Linked DNA regions of Homo sapiens: region 2 is linked to region 1. A link is a contact called in ENCODE Hi-C or POLR2A ChIA-PET data. All regions are on one chromosome and are shown on one strand. Each heading gives the region's core, a stretch centred on a gene start or an enhancer-like site at or near the end of the contact. The rest is flanking DNA. Distances are from core to core; before and after follow the strand shown. Region 1 holds the start of GMPS (guanine monophosphate synthase). Region 2 overlaps LINC00880 (long intergenic non-protein coding RNA 880).

Region 1 (4,510 bases), core at 798-3,297:
GTCAAAGTGCTGGGATTACAGGTGTGAGCCACCGCACCTGGCCAACAAGTCTGTATTTTTAAACAAGTGCTCCAAGGAAGAGTAAGATGAGAAAAGGATTAGGAATAGAAATACTGAAGAAATCCAACACTTAAAGCTCCTGAAGGCCAGACATAGGAAAAGGAGCTAGCAAAGGCAACCAAGAGCAATCACAGAGATAAAAAGACAACTTTTTGGTGCATTTTAAGGAAAATCCAGTTTCAACAAAGAGGGATGGGTCAATAGAGTCAGAAGCTAAAGAAGAAAGAATATCAGGATCCTATATTGTGTGCATGCCAACATTCTTAGCCATTAAGCACAGGTGACCACTAGAATTTATTTATTTATTTGTTTATTTTGAGATGGAGTTTCGCTGTTGTCACCCAGGCTGGTGTGCAATGGCATGATCTTGGCTCCCTGCAACCTCCACCTCCCGGGTTCAAGCGATTCTCCTGCCTCAGCCTCCCGAGTAGCTGGGATTATAGGCGCATGCCACCACGCCTGGCTAATTTTTGTATTTTTAGTAGAGACAGGTTTCATGATGTTGGCCAGCCTGTTCTGGAACTCTGACCTCAGGTAATCCACCCGCCTAGGCCTCCCAAAGTGCTGGGATTACAGGTGTGAGCCACCACGCCCAGCCTAGAATATATTTAAACTAAGCATTGTTTAAGATAGATGGGACTTAGCCAATCCTTAATGCCAGTATATCACATCACATTCCACTCCATTAGGGGTGGATGTTTATGTAAGTTGAGGTTCTCCTATTGGTTACTGCACTCTTCTTTAGATTGTGCATACAGACCTACCCAGAGAAGCCAGTATCCATGGCTTTGGAGAGTTCAAATATTCAATTTTCCGTTCAAAAAAAGGTAAGCGAAATACTTAAGTCTCAGGCCCACTAGGACCTTAAGCCTTTCGTTTTTGTAAATATTTCACTAATAAACTGTCTACACTTTCCCAGATTGGGCAGGCCTTACATTCTATATATACTGAGAGGCACATTATCTCACTAAGCCTCAATTTCCTCATTTGTAAAAAGGATAAGAACATCAATCCTACCTTACTACTTTCACGGGATTGGTTAAAGTTAGCTTTTAAAGTATTTTCTCACTCTGGCTCCTTAATACCCTAGCTACAGTCTGACACAAGAATGACTGCAGCAAAATGTTGGCTGTATTATAATAAAAATATTTGTGGAAAGGCTTTGTTAGCTGGAAGCCATCTCAAGTATTATTCTTTATACCCCAATCTCGATTTAGGCCTCTAGGTAACCAAATTCAAAGTAACACCTCATCATCATGATGGTTGCCAAGGGGTAGGTGGAGGGACTGCAGCCCCTTCCCCACAAACAATTCCAATAAAAACACTGTTGTGCAAACAGAGCTTCACGACCAGTTCCCTGGGCCAGCTGCTCACCAGATTACCACTCCCAAACTCCCTTTTCTTTGGAAATACTGCACCTGCTGTATTTGTGGGGAGCTGTATAACTTTTGAAGTATCTAAGTGATCAGTTCCTACAATGACATCCTTGAGATATGGCCACGGAACTTTCCAAAGCAGCCTTGGCCTCCTTCATGTCCAGCAACCTGAGATAAGGCCACGCCACCGGCTAAGAGTTCCGCCAGGGGCCCAGCTCTCAGGAGGCCTCTTCGGTGCCGCCAGCCTCCCGAAGTCATCCAAGGTAGCAGGCAAATCCGGCAGCAGCAAACTAGCTCGGATTCGGCTTCGGTTTTTCTCCTGGCCGGCGCCACAGGCCCCTCCTCCGGGGCGGGCTCCTCGGTGCGAGGGCAGGAGGGGCGGAGCCGGTGGATGCCGCGGGCTCCTCCTCCCAAGGGCGGGCCGCGGGAGACCCGGCCGGCTTTGCCGGCGGGGACCGGGCTGGGGGCGGGGCCGGGCGCCGCGAGCCCCTCCTCTCGAGGGCCGGCCGGTTTGGCGGCGGCTGCGGAGGGTATCTGAGGCTCGGCTGCCAAGCCGAACGGGCTCTGGCTCCTCCCAGTGGCCGGCCGGGGCGGAAGCAGGAGGCGGGGGCAGCGTGCGCGCTGCTGGTCTTCTCTCCCGCGGCGCTGGGGCCCGCGCTCCGCTGCTGTTGCTCCATTCGGCGCTTTTCTGGCGGCTGGCTCCTCTCCGCTGCCGGCTGCTCCTCGACCAGGCCTCCTTCTCAACCTCAGCCCGCGGCGCCGACCCTTCCGGCACCCTCCCGCCCCGTCTCGTACTGTCGCCGTCACCGCCGCGGCTCCGGCCCTGGCCCCGATGGCTCTGTGCAACGGAGACTCCAAGGTCAGCGTGGGGGTCCCTGCAGCACCGCATCCCGGCGGAGGCGAGGCTCCCGGACCGGGGAGCCACCCCGCGAGGCCCTTCCCCACCCCCTTCCCCCAGCCCGTCCGCGCAGCCCTGCGCCCCGGGCAGCCACGCGTCGTAGAGTCCCTGGTCGGGGCCTGTGGCATGTTTTATCTCGGGAGCGGCGATGCTTTGTTGATCTTGTCTGCGTGTCGAGGTCCGGGCGTCGGGGAGGGCATCAGCTCCCCGCGGCCGCGTCGCTGGCCCCCGCCTCCCCCGCGCCGCTGTGGGGCGCAGAGCCCGCGAGCGCGGCGCGAGGGTGGGGGTAGGGCGGCGAGCGGGCTTGTGTGTCTGCGTGTCGGGGTGGGGGCTTCCTCGGCTCCCACCCCGTCCCTCTGGGAGGCTGGGGGCCCGTTGTGGCGATCCCGGGGCCCGCCGAAGGCAGGGCAGGGTCGGGGCCTCCTGTGCGGCGTTGGAGCTGGGCCGGCCTCTGGTCTTCCCGCCACCCCGTTTCCCGCCTGCCCTCGGCGAGGCCCGCTCCATTCCCCCCGCCAGCCTTGGGCTCCGCGGCGGTTAGGCCGGTTCTGGACGAACCCCTCGGAGCTGCACTGTCTTCCCCCTCCCCCAACGCCCCTGCAGGCCCGCGTGAGGGCTGGTGGCCCCAGGGTCGCGCACTCCGTTCTCCCTCCCCGCTTCCTTCTCAGAGAGGAAAGGGTGTGTGTCCAGGTCCCGCCCCCGTCCAGCTTGCTCCCTGTCGAGCTTGCTGGTTTGCGGGGTAACCCGCTTCCCCGCCTTTGGGGTCCCTCCCCGGGACGCGAGCCGTGCCAGCTCGCCCGAGGCCTGGGCAGTCCGGAGTTCCGGAGTGCTGGAAAAGTTGCCGCCTTGACGTACCCGGCGGGGAGAGCACGTTTGACCGCTGCTGCTCATCTCTCCTCCAACTCACTTTTCTTAGACCGTTCCTCTTACTTTCGTCCCGCTTTTGAATTGGGCACCTTCGCTTTCACCTCTGTATTAAAATTTTCATTGGCCTGGAGTTCTTTCTGACCTTCACTAAGTCAGTTTTGCCAGCGGGAAACCGTGCAGTTTTGAATTGCGATTTACTTCATTAAGATACACCTCCTCTGTACGCTGTTGAGGGCCTAGCTTTAGGAAAAAACTTAATTAAATTTCATTCGGGGGGTGGGATTGTATACTTCGAGGTGGATTTGGTGCTCTACGTCAGATAGTAGTGCCTTGTTCAGGCAGAATTTTAACATTCTTTTTAAAAGGTGCTGCTCAAGGGTCACATCTTAGGAGGTCCTCTTGAATGGTTGCTTAGCACCCGGTAATCATTCAAAAAGTATTTGTCGAACAATGAGTAAAAGATTATAAGGTAGCTGATTTTAACTCTTTTAAACCAAGGCACCAGTGGTGCTTAGGTCCAGGGAGCTGTTAAGACACACAAACCTTTAGTTTCTGACCTAAGGAGCAAATGTAAACCCCATTGTCCAGCTCTTTCCCGATTACTAGTCGACTTGCAAAGCATTTTTCTGCCTAGTTTTGAGTCTTACAACTCATTGGAAAGATTCATCTTTATGCTGATAGATGAAATAACTGGTGTTAGAAGGACTGAAATTTAATTTATGGGCTTTGAAAAATATATAGTGCATTTGAGAGGAGTATTTTCACAAAACTAAGTGACAGAAAAGTATAAGATTTGTTTCCAGAGTATATAAGAGGATTTTTCTTTTTCCTAACTGGTATTTTTTCTTTGTTTTGCTCTAGTTGGAATGACAAAGATAATCTTATCAGTTTGCTATATTTGAGCCTAGGGTGAATTAATTTTATTTCAAGGTTCTTTATGTTTTATAGCATAATTAAACATTTTAAAAACTATGTTAACAATTAGTTGTGGACTGAATTGGAAGCATTTTCAAGAGGAACATCTGGAGAATTAATATATTTCATCAAATCTATGATTATTGTATGTACCCCTGAGGAAGAAAGTCCTGACAAACCATAACATGCCAGTGATCATAAACATTTTAAGTAAAGAGATATTAAATATGGGGAAATACCTTATATCACCTACTTTATTATGCATATTTCTAAGAGGCCCACCTGGAAATAAGTAGGAGTCTTATTTTCCATAGCCTACCACTGAACCACCTTTCCCTTGGGAGGAAAGGCTTACTTTGTACATTGATTGGGCCTTGGCTGTGTGTATCTTAGTTCA
Region 2 (4,510 bases), core at 828-3,327, 1.2 Mb after region 1:
AGCCTTCCACCTGAGTTACTTTAGACAAGGCAGCTGTTATTTTATTTAACAAATATATGTATACAGTGCTTACTATGTGCCAGATAATAGTCTATGCACTGTACAAATACTAAGTAATCTAATCCTCATTATAACCCTGTGATAGATACACTGAAGAGCCACAGTCCCTTATTCAAACCCTTGTTTGGAACCAGCAGTGCTTGGCATGTCAGAACTTGGGGATTTGAGAAAGATATACAGTATATGTACCATAGGCTTTATAACACCTCATGGCATCTGCAACAGCATCCTGTTATGAAACATACTAATGGTTCTAGTTTCTGTAGTGACACATATATATGTTGCATAAGTAAAGACTGTAAGTATCCTTGCGTCAACTCAAGATACAAGGATACTTTTAGTCAATGTGCTTGTTTCAGGTCAGGTTTTGCTGCCAAATGAATTATAAATCCATTTTTTCATATTTTGGAGCTTTTAACGTTTCAAAATTGTGGGCCTGTGTTATCCCCATCTTACAGATGAAGAAACTGAGGCACAAGGAGGTTAAACAACTTACCCACATTCATTAGCTCATGGGAGGTGGGACTGGGCCACCAACCCCCCGGGTTTTGCAGCCTTGCCGTGAGGACCCAATACAAGGTAGACTTCTGGGTTGAATTTTGTCCTCCAGAATTCATATGTTGAGGTCTTAACCTTAGTACCTCAGAATAGAACCTTATATGGAAATAGAGTCATTTGAAATATAATTAGTTAAGATGAAGTCATTAGGGTGGACCCTAATCCCAAGTGACTGGTGTCCTTATAACAAGGAGAAATTTGGGCGCAGAGGCAGGCATGCACACAGGGAGAGCACCATGTGAAGATGAAGGCGGAGCTCAGGGTGACACTTCTACAAGCTCAACAATACCAAAGGTTGTTAGCAAACTGCTAGAAGCTGGGAGGGAGGGGCATGGAACAGATCCTTCCCTGCCAGCCCTCAGAAGGAGCCAACCCTGCCGACACCTTGATCTTGAATATGTGAGACAATACATTTCTGTTGTTTAAGCCACACAGTTTGCAGTGCTTTGTTACAGCAGCCCTGGCAAACCATTACATGATCCTTACCCAGTGCTGGATTCTGAGTGGGAGATCAATAAGTGGTAGCTAGTCATACTTACTATCAGTATGACTGAGGCCTCAGACTGTTCATTGAAACATAAAGTCAGTAAATTATTTCTAAGACCTCTTTCAAGTTCTGGGTCTAATTTTTTATGTTTATAACATGAAGATAATTCAACTTCACTTGTACCCCCAATGGCCTGGCTCTTATAGCATTTCTTTGCTGTTTTAAAAATGGGAGCCAACCCAAATGTCCATCAATGATAGAGTGTATAAAGAAAATGTGGCCCATATACACCATGGAATACTATACAGCCATAAAAAAGAATGAGTTCATGTTCTTTGCAGGGACATGGATGAAGCTGGAAACCATCATTCTCAACAAACTAACACAGGAACAGAAAACCAAACATCGCATGTTTTCACTCATAAGTGGGAGCTGAACCATGAGAACACATGGACACAGGGCAGGGAACATCACACACTGGGGCCTGTCAGGGGGTGGGGGACAAGGGGAGGGAGGGCATTAGGACCAGTACCTAATACGTGTGGGACTTACAATCTAGATGACGGGTTAATGGGTGCAGCAAACCACCATGGCACATGTATACCTATGTAACGAATCTGCACGTTCTGCACATGTATCCCAGAACTTAAAGTAAAATTTAAAAACAACAACAACAAAAAAAAGATGGGCTAAGCTGGACACAGTGGCACACACCTGTACTCCCAGCTACTTGGGAGGGTGAAGTGGAAGGATCCCTTCATCCCAGAAGTTTGAGACCAGCTTGGGCAACATAGCAAGACTCTGAACAATAGATGGGCTAATGTAAATGTGGTCTTAGAAAGCAAAACAACAAGCCAGGTTCAGTGGCACATACCTGTAGTCCCAGCTATTCAGGAGGCTGAGGCAAGAGGACTGCTTGAGCCTAGGAGCTCAAGGCTGCAGTGAGCTATGATCAAGCCACTGCACTCTAACCTGGGCAACAGAGCAGTACGCCATCTGTAAAGAAAAATGCAAAACAAAACAAAGAACATTAAAACCGAAACCATGTGGGCCCTAATTTGCCTGCTGATGTTTCTGCTTGCATTGTGAATTCACTCAGTCCTTGGCTTTTCTGAGTCTCTTCTGCTTGTGTCTTCAGGCCTGTGGAGTTAAAACCAGTGTGTTCAGGCTACAGATTCTGCAAAGGAAAGCAGAAATCTAAGTTAGAGGCTCTTTTCTGTGAGTTAAGAGTGTGTTGCTAGAACCCTATTTAGGCTTGGAACATTTTGATTCTTCATGTGGAAATTTGTCCCAAAATTGCCACTTCACTGAGGAGATAAAAGCTGCTTTAAGAGAGCAGCTTGAATACTTTTTCTGTTCATAGGACAAGGCATGGTTGGGCCCAGTCTAGGGAAAGAGGTAAAATGATAAAAAGTGTTTTTTTGAGATTTAGTGACAGGAATGCCCATTGTCAAGCTAGCTTGGAGCTTTAAGCCTCTGCCCTTAACACTCTACCACATCAATTCAGAAAAGGATTTGCTATGGGTGGGGTGTGGCCCCAAACTCTCATCTGTGGAAACAGGACCTCAATGACTTTGTGTGTTCAAAGAATGGACTTTGGGTTTCCTTCCAGCATCTGATTGTGGCATGTAGTAGTGGTTCTTGGGGCTGCCTCTCTGACTCCCTGTCAGTCCCTCAGCCTTTGTCCAGGAAGCGGCTCCCAGCTTCTTTCCTGGAAGCACTTTTGCACCAAGTCAAGGGGCCTCTCTCATCTCCCCGCAGCCCAAGCCCCTCCCAGAGCCAGGGGTGGTTTTAGCATTTGCTTACGGTTTTTCATCTTTGCTCCTTGTTCCTGGATACCCTCTCCTAATTTTAGAAGTGTGTCTTCTCCTATCAGTGGATGCAGCCCAGTGGAATTCCGTGGGGATACAAAAATAGTTGCAGGATGGGGAGTATCACTTTTTGGTTGGTGTTTCTATGCAATAACAAATGAGAAATTTAAATAAGCAAAAAAAACCTGCCTAATCAATTGAACTGCTGGGGAGTAGAGATCACATATTGCTCATTTTTGAATCCCAGGTGCTTGGCACAAAGTACGTGCTCAGCACATTATTTGTTGAATGAATCCATCTTAGTTTTCTTCCTTCTTCAGAGAGGTGCTCTGACATGCATTAAGTTTAAACGTGGTTGCACAAACAAAGTTGGAAGATGTTTCTGCTTCATAATAGCTGTCATGAGTCATGTCCAATAAAAACGTCCTGGGATCAGGAGGAAAAGGACACACAGTCCAGATCCAGCTCAGCCATCACCCAGGCAGCCCCAGGGTCTTCAGCCTCCCTGTGCCTCGGTGTCCTCCACTGCAACAAGAAGGTCATAATTTCTGTTCTGCCTCCCTCACAGCTGGTTATGAGAATGTGGCAAGAACAGACATGAAGAGATCATACTGGAGGTCCTACTTTTATTGTCATTATTATTACTACATGTAATTGTAGAGTTGAAGTGCTCATAATTATTTTTTACTACCTCAATCTCTTTTCTTCTCCATGAGCCTTCAAGGACCAAAGCCAGGTTTACCTCCTACCTCAGCTGAAGAAATGTCCATCCTGGTGAGGACTTCTTGCAGCTCGACCATCTGCTTGCTCAGCAAACATTTTCTGCATCACAGGTGGAGACTGAAAAGTTAAGTTGTGGAAGACTAGCTAAAAAACAGTTGTTTGCTGACACAGTTCCTGTGCTTGAAGCTACTCAGAGCAGAAACAGTAGGGTCTTCTCACCCAGAGACTATGCTCCCCAACAGAAACCTTGAACCAGCTAGAGAGCTCTCAGCCCCAGTTCTGCCCAGAACAGGCCCAGGAGGTGAGGAGATTTGTTAGGGGCAGCCAGCCAGGGGCCAGCAGAGAGGCCAGGAACCGAAGCCTCCTGATTCCAGGCCGGTTTTTACTTTACTCCCCATGCCTCTCAGTGGGGGCATTGGTAGGTGGTGCTTTGCTTCCTCTTGTGTCTCGGTGCAGATGCTGTTGCTAAGGTAACCGGGTAAGCATAAAACAGAAACAGCCCATAGGGTCTTGCTGCCTCCACCTGTGTGTCCAGACAGTTTCCCATCCCGGCCAGAGAGACACAGTCAGGCTTATTGATCCAGGCTGAGCATGTGTGTTGGAGCCTGGAGAGAAACGCCTGATCTGTGTGGCAGCCTGTATTCTCTGAACATTCTTCCTGGGCATGGTTTTAGACAAGATGTTAAAGATGGAGACAGATGATGAGGAATTGAAATTGCTTTAGTATACCAGTTGTCAGTGTGACATGGCTAAAACTGTCCAGGGCCTGGGTTCTTGACATATCCTTGGTTTATTCAGGGCATCTGTAGAATAAGAGGGCTGAAAGTACGGCCTCAACTCTGAATTCTGTGTCTAGCTTTCCTGTTGTACC

Evidence for each region. A loop is a pair of places that touch in the nucleus more often than their neighbours do. ChIA-PET counts read pairs that join two places held with the same protein, here RNA polymerase II (POLR2A). Pooled maps may share reads with other maps.
Region 2: a pooled map shows a loop between it and region 1 (4-fold over the local background). The contact joins the enhancer-like site here to the promoter of GMPS in region 1. A Hi-C loop is called at or near these places in 6 of 50 pooled maps. POLR2A ChIA-PET finds 5 or more read pairs at or near these places in 2 of 52 experiments (Caco-2 and activated CD4-positive, alpha-beta T cell).

What each region holds. Positions count from the first base shown.
Region 1 is chr3:155,868,603-155,873,112 of GRCh38, forward strand. It overlaps GMPS (guanine monophosphate synthase), which reads left to right and starts at 2,048. Exons shown (of 16, transcript NM_003875.3): 1 at 2,048-2,295. The coding sequence starts at 2,269. RefSeq lists enhancers at 1,493-1,542, 2,082-2,841 and a silencer at 1,683-2,902.
Region 2 is chr3:157,101,379-157,105,888 of GRCh38, forward strand. LINC00880 (long intergenic non-protein coding RNA 880) reads right to left here. Exons shown (of 4, transcript NR_034007.1): 2 at 1,980-2,101; 3 at 557-714. Among named protein-coding and RNA genes, the nearest start is that of LINC00881, 14 kb to the left of the region's middle. RefSeq lists an enhancer at 4,379-4,428. Within about 2 kb of position 2,078, at least 5 of the 41 ENCODE cell types and tissues checked have a DNase peak (open chromatin) inside an H3K27ac peak, as active enhancers do.